Linked DNA regions of Homo sapiens: region 1 is linked to region 2. The links are chromatin loops, found by intact Hi-C in ENCODE. Cell type or tissue: endothelial cell of umbilical vein. All regions are shown on one strand. Each heading gives the region's core, and the rest is flanking DNA. Links, peaks and the distances in the headings are about the cores only. Region 1 holds the start of MTRF1L (mitochondrial translation release factor 1 like). Region 2 overlaps RGS17 (regulator of G protein signaling 17).

The links. Peaks named below come from ENCODE experiments on the same cell type or tissue, not always from the same donor. Only the 100,000 strongest peaks of a DNase experiment are listed, where the experiment ranks them.
Region 1: it touches region 2 in a loop (6-fold over the local background); 2 of 110 quality-filtered maps call a loop at or near these places.

The regions. Positions count from the first base shown.
Region 1 is chr6:152,999,591-153,008,542 of GRCh38, reverse strand. MTRF1L (mitochondrial translation release factor 1 like) reads left to right here and starts at 5,834. Exons shown (of 7, transcript NM_019041.7): 1 at 5,834-6,116. The coding sequence starts at 5,858. RGS17 (regulator of G protein signaling 17) reads left to right here. Exons shown (of 5, transcript NM_012419.5): 5 at 1-4,084. RefSeq lists enhancers at 5,477-5,586, 4,677-5,677 and silencers at 5,907-6,016, 6,027-6,086. In endothelial cell of umbilical vein, for the core only: no CTCF peak of the experiment used is centred there; DNase peaks (open chromatin) are centred at 5,672, 6,362 and 8,562; H3K4me3 peaks cover 2,157 bases; H3K27ac peaks cover 2,229 bases.
Region 2 is chr6:153,085,914-153,094,865 of GRCh38, reverse strand. The region is part of intron 1 of RGS17 (regulator of G protein signaling 17); the gene reads left to right. Among named protein-coding and RNA genes, the nearest start is that of RGS17, 41 kb to the left of the region's middle. In endothelial cell of umbilical vein, for the core only: no CTCF peak of the experiment used is centred there; DNase peaks (open chromatin) are centred at 2,025 and 4,135; H3K27ac peaks cover 3,896 bases.

The sequences.
Region 1 (8,952 bases), core at 724-8,723, 87 kb after region 2:
AGATTTCTTCAGAGATTGATCTTGTACATTAATCACACCAGTAATGGATGGATGGCACTTCTTTACTCGGGCTGTTATGATGTTATCCAAAGGTAGTAGAGATGCTCTGACAGTGTTGGAGTGTGCACATGAACAACAAGAGCAAAACACAACTTTGATACTAAAGTTACGAAATGCAGAAGTCAAGACCATAATGTGATGTTTTTTTTTTTTGAAATCTTAAAATATGTACATAGAATGACCAGTTCTGATATGCCGTCTTAGTGCATGGATGTTTATTAGTATCCTTTAATGCTGCCTAGGTTCTGACTTACAGAATGAAATACGTGTTGTTTATCTACCTGATAGTTCAGTTTTGCCAAAGGACTATAGGGATAAGTGAATAATATTTATTTATTAGGAGCAAAAATACATTTTCATCCCATTAAGCTAATTTAAAATAATGCCTGATTTTTACTTTTGAGTTTATCCATTTTTCTATACCTTTAACTTATTTATACTTTAAAAAATCATATTGTAATTGTGACAAATTATATCTCAAAAAATACCAATTATTAGATGCTTTGGTGTTGAAATGTAAAAGAGAAGGAATTTAAAATACAATCAAAAAAGTCAAAAATAAAACGTATTTGAAAACCACCTAAAATTTCTTGGCCAGGCACAGTGGCTCAAGCCTGTAATCCCAGCACTTTGGGAAGCCAAAGAGGGCGGATCACTTGAGCTCAGGAGTTTGAGACCAGACTGGCCAACATGGTGAAACCCCGACTCTAGTAAAAATACAAAATTAGCCGGGCATGGTGGTGGGTGCCTTTAATCCCGGCTACTTGAGAGGCTGAGGCAGGAGAATCGCTTGAACCCAGGAGGCAGAGGTCGCAGTGAGCTGATATCATGCCACTGCACTCCAGCCTTGGCAACAGAGTGACTCCATCTCAAAATAATAATAATAATTATAATAATAATATTTTTAAGTCTTAGACAGAAAATGCCTATAGATAGAAGCCTATCAAACATGTATTTTGAATACTTTGATCTTGACACATTGCCTAATTATTTTGAAAGATGGTAAAGATATTTCCAAAAAATATTTTCGCCTATCTGTTTACATTGACAGTTTACAACCATAATTTTCTAAGTATATTTTTCAAACATGTATTTTTGTGTTTTCCATCTTCAAATTTCTGACCAATGGGTTTGTTCTCCTGCAAAAACAATATCCAATCTGCAAAAATTTTTAATTCTTCACTTGCTACAACTGCAAATATTTATCAATAAAACTGATAACCCAAAACTTGCTTCAGATTTTCCCTGCAGTGCTTAAAATATCCTTGCAACACAAGATGGTGCACAATGACAAGTATTATTTCTGAATACCCAGATTTGATTTATTTATAGGTATTTTTGAAATTATTACTCTTACAGGTGTAGTCCTCTCCAGCCCCAAGTAACATCTTTTCAGATGAATTCAAGAGGCTGTTCAAGACTTTGACTCTACTGAAAACACTACAAAAGGCAAAATGTTGCCCTAGGTGATAGAAGGTCCCAGTTTGGGAACTGATTTTCTTCCTATGACAAAAGCTATAAGATGAGTAAGGTTACTAATGGAAATGTATGTCCACAGATTCACTTAGGGAGCATAGTGTAAAAACATCAGGAACTTAAAATTACAAATTTGATTTCAAGTTATATTTCTGTCTCATGTGACTTTGGGCAAATCATTTATCTTCTCTGAGTTCATTTCCTCATCTGCAAATGACAAATAAAATACGTAATTATCAGGATAACTATGAGCATTAAATAAAACAAACGTGGAAAGAATAAAGTGTGGCATACATTATTATTTTATCAAAGTGCATCACGTCAATAATTGTTATTGTATACTTGTATTAAATGTCACTTTAATGCACTTTCCCCTATTTTTTTCCAAAACATACGTTAAACATCTGATTTAGCTACTCATCAAAACATACAATCATGTTTTAAGATGGAACACTATATCAGTGTTACTGCTTTTCTCAATAATGTGATCCCAAATCAGTACTTTCAGTTCACCATCACCTCAAATCTATAGAAATGTTTCTTTCAATGACATAGATAGATAGATGATTGATAGATAGATGATAGATAGATGATAAATGGATATACAATTATAGGTTAAAATTAAAGTTTAAATAAGATCAATCATTTGAAAGTTTTATTTCCAAAGGAAATAAAACAACATTCCCAAGGACAGAAATAATATCAAATTACTTGCTAAATATATAAATGAGTTATAGGGCTAAGACTAAGTTATAAGAGATTGACAATTAGAAAACACTCTTTTTAATATTAAGGTGGTATGATTTTCTTTAACAATTTTACAATGAAAATAAAAACTTAATAAAAGGTGGTAATGGGCCAGGCACGGTGGCTCACGCATACAATCCCAGCACTTTGGGAGACTAAGGCGTGAGGATCACTTGAGCCCAGGAGTTCCAGACATGTCTATGCAACAAAGTGAGACCCTGACTCTAAGAAAAAAATAAAATGTATAAAATTTAAAATAGTAATGTGTCCATTAAACCTTTTATTTTAGAGTAGTTTTAGATTTACAGAAAAACTCCAAATAGAGAGGTCCCATATACATCTATGGGCATTAATGAGCCAATATTGATCATTACATTCATACTTCATTCAGATTTCCTTAGTTTATAACCTAATGTCCTTTTTCTGTCCCAGGATCCCATTCAGGATACCACATTACATTTAGTTGTCATGTTTCCTTAGGCTTCCCTTGGCTGTGACAGTTTCTGCAACTTTCCTTGTTTTTGATGACAGTTTTGAGAAATAAACTGGTATTTTGTAGAATGTCCTTCTATGGGGATTCGTCTGATGTTTTTCTCGTGACTAGACACAGGTTTTTGGTTTTTGAAAGAACACAACGGTAAAGTGCCATGCTCATCACATGGTATCAAAGGTATATGCCATCACCGGGACTCGTCTTAGCTGTGACAGTTTCTCAAACTTTAGGCTACTCTTAGCTGTTGATGTTAACCTTGATCACTTAGCTGAGGTAGCATCTATTATATTTCTCCACTGTAAAGTAATGCGTTTTTAAAGAGATTATATTGAAGGTAAATTTTCTGGACATTTACACTGAGCTAAACAAATTCTAAACACTAATATTAGGTTCCACTAAGTGATTACTAATAAATGCTATAAAGAAAATACAGTGAAGTGGAAAAATAAAACTCCAGAAGTCTTAGCCTGAATATTCACCTAATAGAGGTGAAAGTGAATTTTTCCCTTGAACTGTCTGCGCAATTTACAATAATCCTCCACATACTTTGGATATTAAAGATCTTATCTTACTAATTGTCATAAGAGGTAATTTAAATTTAAACTAACCATTTTGCTTATTGCATTTTTATATTGCCCTCCACTAATCAATGAACACTGAATATTGAAATAATGTAAAAGACCTATTTCCCGCTAGCTTTAACCGATTTGTCATAAACACCTTTCTTGTATATGATTTTTAAATGTTTGCTAAATATTAAAAAGAATTCAATGTGTTTGGTTTTGTAAAATTACATATCGAATGTGTATAATTTTTTACTACCATGTTCATCACACTTAATCTATATCCATATATTGTACTCCACCAATATTTATCAGTGGACAATAAAGAAGTTTTGAATGCATGAATGCAACTTAAGAGGCACCACACTTGGTTATTTTGCAATGCCAGAATAACGGTGGGTATTCACAAATTGAATAGATAATCCAGATTATGTTTCCTCCAATTTAAGTTTTTCTGGGTTTTTTTTTCCCCCTTCCTAGAATCAATTTTATCATTTTACCTATGTACAATAATATACTTCTGGAAAATGCTAGAATTTTCACCATGTAACAGAATTTGAGCATGACAGTAATGTAAAAATATTCAGAAGTCTCGAACTATAGGTTTGAGTTTTCAAAGTAAATCAAAATACAGCTGTTTTCATTTTACTAGATTGTGGAAACCTATGGATGTTATTGTAAAATGCATATGCATTACACTGACTTTCTTAAAATGTTTTGAATTAATAAAGAATTCAACAATGTATCCTTAGAAAGTTACTGTTTCCTCATTGGTATATAACACTATAGGAATAAAAGGTACACTTCTATGTGTTACTTAAATTGCTTATGCACTTGGGGGAAAATAAAATTCTGGCTAGATTCTTTACATTGTTCTATAAGGTTTTAATTATTAAAATGTTTCACCTTTTATAAATAATAAAATATATTGTTGAAATGACTTATGTTCTGAGAACTCAACTGAGAGATATACCATGTTGAGTTCAAGTGATTCTCACCATTTCCATGGTTAAGATAAATTCAAAGTTAAGTTCAGACTTGGGAAACAATTGTTCTAATAGAGATAAAAACATCCTGATCAGTCCTGTTCTATCCTCAGATCAGGATTAAAATAAAATGGGTTTCAACAGCAGAACGATTGTATAAAGTTGTGTAGCTTGAATACACAAAGTGAAAAGAACTGAGATAATTAGGTGGAGCCTTTAAGTAGCAAAAAACTATTTTTGCTTCCTGATGTTTGAAGAGTCATTTCATTCTTCCACTCACTCTGCATTTGTTATCGTGCTAAGAGATGAAAAGAGAGAGGCAATGCAAACGTTATTTTCTAAGAATGTTTATACTTAACAGTTTCGATTAGATGACCTAAGGATATTTTAACCTTGATAAGGGTTCCCATTTTTTACCATTTTATTTTTTATGAATAAATTAGAAGTTTCGTACTTCTAATATATCACCTCTCTCAACAGTGAAATACCACTTAGTAGACGCTGCCCAAACCAGTTAGGTAGTGGCAGTTCTCAGATTGAGCGTTTAGCCCTTGCATTCCCAGGACTGTCTTGGTTGTGTTTATTCCCTCATATTTATTTCTCCGTTGAGCTGTGAACAGGTCTTTTGAAAAGTGCAAAGCATTGTGCCAATAAATGTCGGTATTGCTGGCACCTATCCGCTACCAGTTCTTTGGAAAGGGATGAGGGTTGGACTCCTGGAGGCAGATATCTGAAGGCTTTGTTGGGCTGTAGGTTGCTGTAACACGGAATCACTCCACCTCTTTAAAAAGCTGACGATAAGTGGGACTAAGTGAAAATGAATGGGCAGGTGAATAATAAAGTCCTTTGAAAGCAAGTAAATGACGCGGCAGATGAAGGGCACGCACGTCTATTGTGCAAATTCATTCAGTGGTTATCTCATAATACACTTATCAAGTCCTTATTACCACGAACCTCACCCACCGTGGACAAGAGAAACATAAGCAGGAAAAAAGGAGGAGGAATAAACACACGCCTGTCCATAATAAAACTCGCTCTTGAAGACTCAGCGGCAGCCCTGCACCGGAGACTGACGACTTGCGCGGCTGTGACCTCCGCCCTGCAGCGGACCCTCGACTGCCCTGCACTGCGGCTCTGGAGGCCCCGACTCAGTGCATGGGAAAGAAATCCTCACTATCAGAAAACAGAGGGGCAATCTGCTGCTCTCCCTTTCCGGCCAAACACGTCACCCATCAACCGGATACCTACCAAGAGGCTTTCAGAGGAGGCGCCCAAGGTCTCCCAGGCCCGCCCCTCCCCAATCACGCTCCGCTCAGCCCCCTCAACTTTTGGCCTCCGGGAAGTTCGCAGCGTTCTCACGCTTGGCAGGAAGTTCCCGCCAAGGCTTCCGGAAAATCCTTTAAAAAGCAACGCTTGCGCTGGGCGGGGCTTGGTGCGCTCTCACCCTTATCTCCAAATTCTGGGTGTTGTCGCGAGGGCTGCTGTGTCCGGAACTTCCGGTTCCGGTCAGGGTCCGCGATCTCGGACTAAGGATGCGGTCCCGGGTTCTGTGGGGCGCTGCCCGGTGGCTCTGGCCCCGCCGGGCCGTTGGCCCAGCCCGCCGGCCCCTGAGCTCCGGTAGCCCGCCGCTGGAGGAGCTGTTCACCCGGGGCGGGCCCTTGCGGACCTTCCTCGAGCGCCAGGCGGGGTCTGAAGCCCATTTGAAGGTCAGGAGGCCCGAGTTGCTGGCGGTGATCAAACTGCTGAACGAGAAGGAGCGGGAGCTGCGGGAGACTGAGCACTTGCTGCACGGTAAGGGTCGGGCCCGGGGGAGAGGCGTCAGAGCACATTCTTGACTCTTCGTTTGACTTTTCCACTGCCCACACTACCCGAGTTTGAAACTCTTTACTCACTTGCAGCCGTTTTTATTTTGGATCAGAGGTCAGGACATCATTACGTGCTGTGATCCCATCCTCTCCTGTGGGCTCTCTTGTGCTCCTTTGCCACGGCGCTCTGCCGCCTTTTACATGCTTATTAGTTGTGGACTCGGGCAAGAGCTCATTAGCTCAGCAAGGATAAATAAGGCACTGTCCCTGTGATGGGCTCCACAGCGGTGTTTCTCAAAGTGTGGTGTGGAGACCCATTTGCAGTAGTATCAGGGCAGTGCTTGTTAATAGCAGACTTAGGACTCAGAATCTCAGACCTATACGTGGGTAAAGGTACTAAATTGGGAAATTCAGTATGGCCTAAGTATAGAATAGGTGGGAGATGATGTCATAGAAACATGAAGCCAGAAAAATAGTTAAGAACCTTGCAAGACAAAGAATTTGGATTTATTTTTTATAGACCATGGAAAGTTAGCAAATGTTTTTAAGCAGAGAATTCACGTCTTTGTAAAGAAAAGTTAATGGTGGCATGCGCTGAGGATAAATTGGAGTATTCTCCAGAAACGCTGGTGGCTGACAGGCCAGGGAGGAGGCAGTTGAAACAATCCAAAGAAGAAATGGTGATAGGCATAGTTCTGACTCACAAAACATTTTGAGAAACAAGTTAGGATTTAGTGGCTTATGCCCTGAGAAGGATGAGGGAGAGAGTTAGTTCTAAGAAAAGTCTTAGGTTTCTGGCTTCAGCACGAGTGGTACTGTTAATTAAGATGAAAGTATAAAAGTTGGACCGAATTTTTTAAAAAGATGAGTTTTGCATTGAATGCCATATTAAGTTAAAAATACCTGTGAAAAGGAATTCCAATAAAGATATCTGTACTAGTCTAGGAGAAAAAATTACTGACATAGGAGAAAAATTGAGCCCAAATAATCATATGAGAGCTCTCGAGATATACAGTACGTGGTAAATTAAACCTTAGAAGTAGATGAGAACACTCAGGGAAAATGTGTTAAGATAGAAACAAGTCTAACAAGGCCAGAAATACACAGTATTTGAGGAGCAGGCAGAGAAGAAGGCTATAAAAGGTCAAGAAAAAAACAGCCAGAGCTTTGTGACCCTGAAGTAGATAAATAAATGAAGCTGTAGAAGCCAATAGAAAATTTCAAGAAGTAAGAGATCCTTGGCCAGGCGTGGTGGCTCACGCCTCTAATTCCAGCACTTTGAGAGGCTCAGGTGGGCCGATCACTTGAGCCCAGGAGTTCGAGACCAGCCTGGGTAACATGGCAAAACCCTGTCTCTACAAACAATGCAAAATTAGCTGGGCATGGTGGTGCGTGCCTGTGGTCCCAGCTACTTGAGAGGCTGAGGTGGGAGAATCGCTTGAACCCGGGAGGTGGAGGTTGCAGTGAGCCAAGATGGTGCCACTGCATTCCAGCCTGGGTGACAGCGCAAGACCCTGCCTCAAAAAAAAAAAAAAAAAAAAAAAATCCGTAGTACCTGACATAGAAAGGTAAAACAACCTTTTCAGCTCACACTGAAATAAGTCTTTAGATTTGGCAATTTTGTCATTGGTAACTTGAATAAAAATGGTCTTGATATGATTATAGAATCCAGTGTAACAGCTTGAGAGGTAAATTAGAGTTAACAGGAGAAAAGTTATAAAAATGGCATTTTATCTCCAGAAATCTGGGTGGGAAAAGAGGGGTGACAATAAGCAGCTACTTAAAGGGTTGAAAAGAAAAGGACCCATTTAGAATGGGAAACCATAAACATCTTTATAGGCAAAGGGGAAGGCAGGCACATGGTAGGTGTCCAGTAAACATATGTTGATTTATAATATTCAAGAGAAATTAAAGAAGTAGTATATTACCATTGCCTGTGAGTAACTCCTAATTCTAAACCCTTTAGAGCTGCACTGTCCAATATAGTAGCCAGTAGCCACACAGCTGTTGAGCAATTTGTGGCTAGTCTGAATTGAGGTGTGTAAGTGTAAAATACATATAGATTTCAAACACCTGGTATAAAAAGTAATATGTTTATGTTAATTACATGTTGAAATAATATTTGGAGCATATTGGGTTAAATAAAATATAGTATTAAAATTAAATTACTTCTAGACTCTAGTTCCAATCTCCTTAGCTTTGCAGAACTGAAAGGCACCTTAGAGATTATCCAGCTCAGAACTTTCATTTCATTCTTGTCATAACTGAAAGAAGTTGAGCCTATTGCCCTAACAGTACCTTAGCGATTAAGCTAGGGCTAGAATTCATTTTTGCTTTTCCTAACACATTTTCCATTCTACCAAATTTCTTCCATACCATATGCTTGCCAAAATAATTTTCAGCAGTGCTTCCTGTACTTGCTTATCTCAGTTTTGCTGTTGTTATTCTCTCTCCTTGAGTTAATCTTTTTTTCCTTTTTCTGCCCATTCCAAAACCAACAGATTCCTTCAAGGCACAACTGTTTTAATATTTAATCACATAGTGTATTAGTCTGTTTTCACACTGCTGATAAAGACATACCCAAGACAGGGTAATTTTTAAGAAAAAGAGGTTTAATAGACTAACAGTTCCACGTGGCTGGGGAGGCCTCCCAATCATGGTGGAAGGCAAAAGGCACGTCTTACATGGCAGCAGACAAGAGAGATAACTTGTGCAGGGGAACTCTTCTTTATAAAACCATCAGATCTTGTAAGACTTATTCACTATCATGAGAACAGCACAGGAAATATCTGCCCCCATGATTCAGTTACCTCTCACTGGGT
Region 2 (8,952 bases), core at 486-8,485:
AAATTATTTATAGAGCTTTCATTGATAAAACTGGTTATACTCTTTGAAAGAAGGTATAAAAGCCCTCCATGAAGATATGTGCCATGTGTAAATGAGGAAGGGAAAAGAAAGAAAGAGAGCCAAAAAATTATTTTGAGACCACCTGCCATTCTTTCTCCCATTGATTGATTGTGTAATTTTCAAATTACTGACATATCGAGAGTATCTCAAAACACTACAAGAAAAGCCTGACAAAAAATTAAAATTATTATGTTGAAGCTGATCTCTTTCCTAGTAATCCTGAGTCAACCTTCTTAAAAGTGTTCAGTGTTCTGAATTTTCTTATTTGATTTTCAAAAAGTATCAAAATCAAACCATGGAAATTAGGTAGAGAAAAGCAAAGGTACAAGGATGAGAAGTTATCTATAATATTATCTAATTATCAACATTATTATGATATTATCTAATTACCAACTTTAAATGCATATCATTTAAAGAGTTCAGTAGGCCACTGAGCACAATGCTCACGCCTGTAATCCTTGCACTTCGGGAGGCTGAAGCGAGTGGATTGCTTGAGCCCAGGAGTTCAAAACCAGCCTGGCCAACATAGCAAAACCCCATCTCTGCTAAAAAAAATACAAAAATTAGCCGGGCGTGGTGGTATGTGCCTGTGGTCCCGGCTACCCAGGAGGCTGAGGCATGAGAATCGCTTGAACCCGGGAGGCAGAGATTGCAGTGAGCCAAGATCATGCCACTGCACTCCAGCCTGGGCGACAGAATGAGAGTCAGTCAAAAAAAAAAAAAGTTCAGTATAGATGTGTGTAATATATTTAGGCATAGTACATATGGAAAGCCTCCTCCATTGATGATACCAGATATTACATAATCGTATTTATATAATGCACTTTCATATACATTGTGACATTTGGGCCCGAGAACAATCCTGTGGGGTACTAGAGAATTTCATTCCTGTTTTCACAGTTGGGAAAACTAAGGCTAAGTAAATTTAAGTGACTTGTCAAAGATTACCCAGGGATTTAGTATAGGTAGGGCTGAAGTTCAAGTCCCCTGACTGCAAGATCAATGATCTTTTCACTAGAGCACTTTGAGTCTCCAGAAAGCTGCAAAAGGAAATTTATTGTATATTAATCCCCTTATCTACCAAGTCAAGATTGTGTTGAGTAGGTGCCATTCTGGGTGCCTTTCTGTTCTCTTTGACTACGTGGATTCTGTAAAGTGTGTGTACGATTTATCCTCCCCCTTAGGAACCTTGCCCGAAATGTATTCCAGTATTCTCACCACTTTTTCCCTTGTTTAGTCCTCATCCTTAAAGTAAGGCAAGAAATGATCATAATCAGGAGTTGAGTCCCTTGCCTGGTACTGAAGAAGCTTGTGGAAGATTGTGGAAGATAAAGTGAACATTTTCCTAGTGGAAAAAAGAAAGATGAACCAAACCAAGACTATAGTCGCAAATATTGCATTGACTTACAAAAAGGTTCACCACACTGGGTACCAGTGAGAAGTCATCCTTGGAGAACCATGAGTTTCAGAGATACAGAGAAAATCAGATCAGATTGATAATCTAAAATGCAGTTCATCTGCCTGTAGATAGCATGAACGCACCATAAAAAGAGCCATTGTTTTTATAGCCATTCACACAATAGCCACTGTTTTCATAGCCATTAAATAGCTATTAATGCAAACCTCTATTGTATTAATGACTATTCAAAATTAGAATCAAATGAGACACTAGATGTATGATATCTTAAAAAATAAAAGAATGTTTCAAGTACATAATACTTGGTTGGCAGACTAATTAATTCTTGATAATAATATTTCCTAAGTAGCATCTTTATGTTTTTTGGTTTCTTTAAGTTATTTTTAGTCTTTGTTAGGACTCTCTCCCCTGATAGAGGAAGCGTGGAAATTGAGTAATCTGAAGCCCTGGTAGTGTCAGGAGTTAGTCAGTCCATTTCCCCCCACCTTTCACTGGTTTTCAAATGAAAGCGAATCATAGAGGGAAATTGAAACCATAACTGCTTCTGTAACACTTTGTTCCTTAGGGGGTAGCTGGACTAAAAGGATGCACAACAGCAAAACGCACTTAAGTTACAAGTTATATGAGTCATCAGACACTGTTTGTATAATTCCAAAACATTCACAGGCTAAATTGAACCAGGATAATTTGTGAGCAATGTTCTGACCTCTAGCATTTCCAAGTCTTATTTGACTCTGTAGCTGAGAGGTATTTTTTAAGTGTGCCACTTTAGTTTTGTGGCATCCCAAGCCCATTCCGCACCAAGCCATATATAATTGTACATGTTTTATCCAAAAGGCAGAATGAGTAAAGATGGGACTGGAGGCGGGTGGAGACAAAAGGCACGCTGTGACAAAACAACCACATTAACTCACAGGCAGTTGCTTTAGAGAACTGATACCAAAATACTGTAGTTTCCTAGAGAGAGCTTCATGAAACATATTGGTAAGAAACTTCAGTGTCAAAAGCCAAACAGCAAACTCTCTTTTGACTTGTCCTAAAGCAGTGTTACCTGAGTCTTCAACTGCTTCCTTCAAAATCGTATAGTTAAATTTGTACCTTGGTGTTTAGATATATCAACATGACAGCATTTTATACAGGCAAAGAAGTACCCAAAGTGAACGGTTCTATGCCCCGTAAAATTTGAACACAGGACTTGTGTAGGTGGGTTTAAATAAGCTGAATTATGTCTATATTTTTAAAAGACAAAAATTCAAAGAGTAAGTCCAGTAATCTTTTGGAATTTTTTTAATGATTGGCTTAAGAGTTTCAGGTAGTAATAAATATAGTGGTAAATATCGATCTTGAGATATATCCAGCTGAATCTGGACATCGCATTTCTACTAGTTTTCCCAAAGGTGGGAATTTTTTTCTGTTTTATCTAAAAAGCTCGTGGCTTGATCTAAAGATGTGTCTGGTCAAATATTGATTAAAAATTGAGATTCTTGTTTTTCATTTCCCCAGATTTACAGAATATGATTAAATGGAAACAATGTTTTAAGGTCAAGTACTTTTATTACAATCTTTGAAGTATGCCGGCTGGGCATGGTGGCTCCTGCCTGTAATCCTAGCACTTTGGGAGGCCAAGGCGGGCAGATCACTTGAGGTCAAGAGTCCGAGACCAGCCTGGGTAACATGGAGAAACCCCGTCTCTACTAAAAATACAAAAATTAGCCATGTGTAGTGGCACACATCTGTAACCTCAGCTGCTCAGGAGGCTGAGGCAGGAGAATTGCTTGAACCCAGGAGACAGAGTTTGCAGTGAGCCAAGATTGCACCTGTGTGCAATCCTGTGTGACAGAGCCTGTGTGACAGAGCCTGTGTACTCCAGCCTGTGTGACAGAGTGAGACTCCGTCTCAAAAAAAAAAAAAAATCTGTAAAGTATGGATGTTAAGTGTCATATCTTTGCATAATATGTAGTTATGGAGATTTTAGCTCAACAGCCATTAATGAAGACATTTTCTTAAAAATATTCATGTGTTTACACTTGGCAAAATCATTTGAGATGGTTCTCCAAACTAGCCATTATCTTCATGTTCAAGAGTGGAATGCAACATCTCAGGAAACCAGGGGAGTGTATTTTAGAATCACTTGTGCCTTTAGATTGTTTTCCTAGGCAGCAACAACATGTGAATATCATTCTGAAGTAAGATTAATGAGTGGGAATCTATCCCAGGTTCATGCTATTTCTAAACCAAATTCTTTTTCCCTTGTAACTTTCTGGCTATATAATTAAGGAAATGCAAATTCCAAAATTTTCTTTAAAATATATATAAATGTTTACATTACTTGGTATTTATGAATATTTTCATCCTTGCCTAAATCATTGATTTATTATTTTTAAATTGTTTTGTTAAATGGTCTTACTTTGTTAAATGTTCTTATTGTAGGGCATAAGCCACCAGAGGAAAATGTGTACAGTAGTCCCTTTATCCTCAGGGGATTAGTTCCAAGACCCCTGTGGACACCTGAAACCACAGAACCCTATATATATATACTATGTTTTTTTACTGAACCCTGTATGTGCTGTGTTTTTTCAATCTGATTACTGAAACAGCTGTGACTGATGGAAGGTAGCATATACAGCATGGACACGCTGGACAAAGGGATGATTCACATCCTGGGCTGGAGACAGCGTGAGACTTAATCATGCTGCTCAGAACAGTGCACAATTTCAATCTTATGCATTGTTTATTTCTGCAATTTTCTTTCCTTTTTTTTTGTGACAAGGCCTCATTTCGTTGCCCAGGCTGGAGTGTAGTGGCTCAATCATAGCTCACTGCAGCCCTGCAGCCTCCAATTCCTGGGTTCAAGTGATCCTCCTGCCTCAGTCTCCTGAGTAGCTGGAACTACAGGGGTGTGCCACCACGGCTGGCTACTTTTTTTTTTTTTTTTTTTTCAGTAGAGATGAGGTTTCACTATTGCCCAGGCTGTTGTCAAACTCCTGGGCCCAGCAGATCCTACTGCCTCGGCCTCCTGAAGTCCTTGAATTACAGATGTGAGCCACCATGCCGGGCCTGGAATTTTCGATTTAATATTTTTGGACCATAGTTGACCTTGAGTAACTAAAACCACAGAAAGCCAAACCACAGTTAAGAGAGTCGGGTATTATATTTTTACCTCTACCTGTTTTAGAAGCAAACACCTTCAGTAACCAAGAAGTTACCAGTTTCCCAACTTTTCCTTTTTCATAAATTGATAATAATTTTTATCTTAGCTAAACTGATCGGTTTCCTTAACATCATACAGCAGATAGCAGTTATGAAAAGGAAAATTTAAACTGGGAATAAAAAATGATTATTCATACACTGTTCAATCCTTCAGTTAATCTAAGAGAAGCAGTTAATCAAGAGTAAGATGCTGCTGCCAAGGGAGTTGTCTGCTAATGATTATGTGGACTAGACACTGATGCCTGGAAAAGATTTATTAACAGTTTATCTTTTATGTGGAAAAAAATATTCATAACACATTTGGTAGACTTAATCTAGACATATTAACCAGCATGCTATAAAAGTTACAAAATAATTTTTAAAATTATATATACTTATATTACATATACAGGTATAGGTGTTTTTTAAAAAACTTAATGCATCTTTATCTTTTCTCTACAGTCAGTTAAACTATTACCAGATTTATTTATTTAACAGCTTATAAAATATGCAGTGATAGCAGAGAAAAACTAAGTCCAAACAGATCATGAATGTGGTTAATTTCCCTTAGGAAAAAAAAAATCACCAAGTCGTCTTTATCAACTTCAGAATAACACTTTTTGAACACATCTACTTAGATTTTCTAAATATCATTTTCTTACACGCAGACTAAAGTACCATGTCTCCTTAATGTGTTGATGGCAGAAGCAACATTCACTAAATGACTGGACCACTTCCTAATTGTTCATTTTGACTGCTTAATCACCAGCATTACAGTTGGGTTAGATCCATTATTTTCATTTTTATCAAAAATGGACTTATTTCTATTTCTAGATGAACTCTTAGAGTTCTAATTTCAAAAATATAAATGTTTTTTATTAATTGGATTCTATTGGCAAAAACCACATATGTCTACTTCCCCCTACTCAAACCTCTTAATAAGAAATAAATATATATACATATATACATATATACATATATACCTATGCACATTTGTAAAATGTGTTTCATAATGCATGCATACCAATAATGCAGAAAGAAAAAAAAAAGTGTACCATTGTGATCAGAGACTTTGAAGCGTCCCTAAAAGACACACTATAAGAAAAAAAGCACAGTCCAAACAGTGTTTGAAAAAAATCCTTTTATAGGTGGGAGCAGTTCTTGAGATTCTGCAAACACATAGTCACAAAATACACAAAGTAGGATGTGTTCCAGGGAAAATCATTAGGTGAGCAATTTCAAATAGTTGAAATATTACTCGTTTCTTTTTCCCTTACAATAATCTGCGGACAGCTGCAGTGTTTACCCTAGGCCAAAGTACTGAATCTAGCTAAAAATACATGGTACTATCTCAGGGAGGTCTAATCTGAAATATGAATGGATAAACTATTTTGGATATACCCCCAAAATAAGCTACCTGCACAGTTACTTCCAGTATGCCACACTCTGCACCCCACAGTCACCAAAAGCATCTGCACTTGGGCAAATAAGGAATCTCTCATGCCAGGAAGAGTACAAGGAAGACCACCAGTACCATGAAAGAGATGCCAACAAGCTGAAGAACTGACACCTGAGAAAACAAAATAAAAGACTCTAACATAAGAATAATGATTTCCTCAGTTTATAAGATCCAAATATCTCGCTTATAAAATAAACATGTAAAAAGGAAACAATTAGACATATTGGGAATAAAAAAGCAATTTAAGAAAAATGTGCTTTATTTAAATTTAGGCATTTATTTGTAAACTTATGAATAATTGGCCAAGTTCAATGCATATGAAATCTTTAATCAGAGTAACAAAATAAGGGTTCAGTCTTATATCAAACTCAACATCTGTATTAGTTATTTACTGTTATATAACAAATTGCCCCAAAATTTAGGAGCAAAACCAATAAATACTATCTCACAGTTCCTATGGGTCAGGAATTGAGGCACAGTTTACCTGAGTGCTTCTGGCTTAGAACATCTCACAAAGCTGTAATTAAGGTGTTCGCTGTGGGCAACAGTAATCTCAAGGCTCAACTAGGGAAAAATTCACTTCCAAACTCACTTACGTGGATGTTAGCAGGAGACCCCTAGTCCACCCTGATTGTTGGTCCTCTAGCAAGGACTGTATCAGTTCCTTGCTACCTGTGCCCTGGCATGAAATGACAAAGTGAGGAATGGAAGGGAGAGGGAGCCCAAAACAGAAGCCATGATCTTTTAATAACCTAACCTTGGAAGCAACATCTCATCACTTTGGTCTTATTCTGTTCCTTAGAGGTGAGTCAGTAAATGTAACCCACATTCAAGGGGAGAGGATTATACATTGGTGTGGAATACTTGAAGGCAGGGATCATTATGGGTGATCTCAAGGTCCTCAGAAGTCTTCTCCCTTTACATAATCACCTGGAAATTAGATCCAGGGATGGAGAAGGCTTCTTGGGTAGTTTCTTAATTAGAGCTCATTAAGTATCCTCTCTCTTCACTGCAGACTGAAGAGATGAGACATTATCTGCCTCCTACACACCCAACATACAGTGGTGAGACACACAAAGGATAACTGCTTATAAACATTTCAGAAAGGGGAAATGGAAAGCTCAAAAAAGCCACTGATTCTTAGAAATCCTGACATCCAACTGGGCAAATGTTGAAAGTTCTTCATTAGATTGCAAAGCCTAGAAATGATTTTCCATGGCTCTCAGATCTGCCTGAGTTATCTTTTCTTTACTTTGGGATAGCAGCATGTGTTTGCAGCTGACTAGTATGTGTATTTGTTTTTATAGAAGATTAGAGGATATAGATTCGATAGATAGCTTTCGATAGATAGTCAAACATTAAGCATTATTCCTAGGTTGTGAAATATTTTTCATCATTATGTATATCTGTGTTTTCTACATCATCTCCAGTACACATTTTTAGCTGTTTGTTTGTTTGTTTGTTTTAGACGGAGTCTCACTCTGTTGCCCAGGCTGGAGTGCAGTGGCACGATCTTGGCTCACTGCAACCTCTGCCTCCAAGTGATTCTCCTGTCTCACCCTCCTGAGTAGCTGGGATTACAAGCGTGCACCACCACGCCCAGCTAATTTTTGTATTTTTAGTAGAGATGGGGTTTCGCCATGTTGGCCAGGTTGATCTCAAACTCCTGACCTTAGGTGATCTGCCCGCCTCAGCCTCCCAAAGTGCTGGGATTATAGGTGTGAGCCATTGTGCCCGGCCTTTTGTATTTTTCTTAAGGATGGGAGAAAACTTACTTAATTCAAATACCCAATGATGATGTAATGAACTGATTTTTACTATCAGATCACAAGACCAAAAAAAGTGTAAATTATACTACCAACTTACTAATTCATGTCAAGAAATATTACTGCTAGCATTCTTTTCCTGCATGAATAATAATGTGAAAGCTAAGTCATAATGAGAAGGTTGCATGATAAACTCCTGGGTTCATATGGGACATGTGTGTGTATGTTTAGTCTAGGGCAAGTTATGTTATTAACCTCGCTGTATCTTAATTTCTTCCTCTATATGATGGAGTTAGTTAAATAATAATGCCTACCTCTTGATGTGTTTGTGACAGTTAAGTGATTTAATATATTCTGTGTGCTTAGAATTTTGCCTGCTGCTATTAGCAATAGTAATAATGGTGTGTAAGCACATGGAATCGAAAGAAGATACCTGTTCTGGAAGCAACATTGTAGGACTTAGCGTTTCCTTCAAGGTGGTTATAAATGTATTATCTATCAAAGTGTTTGTGGCATGACTTCTTCCTCTAGAGATCGTTCACAGTTTCTTTTCAGCATAACTTACGGGCAGGCCAATTTATAAAGTGAAAAATGAAATCAGTCATCACTGGTATTTTGTTTTACCCTGGTGATACAATAGTAATTTTTTTCATACTTAGAATGAACTTTCAGATAGCCTATGAGTTATAAAACATACTTCTAAAACCACTACATCAAAATTTATCATTAGTTCCAAAAATCAATTCATATTGAGTATGATGAATCATGGCATCATGTCATTCTGTGTTTTTTTAGTATTTTTTCATTTTTTCTGTTTAGAAAAATACAAGAATCAGATGATCATGATTCATGTGATGATTAAATTTATAAAATAATTCTAAAACAATTATTTTAGCAGTAATCAGGATAGCTGAAACCCATGAGTTAGTAGGGACGTAATTATCTTTCAGAAGTCTGTCTCTCAGACATACACAGATAAATATGATCCCATGAACTCCCAAGAACTTTCCTGAATTGTCAGACAATAAAAGTGACCAGGTTAGAAGGACAGCCTGCCCCCT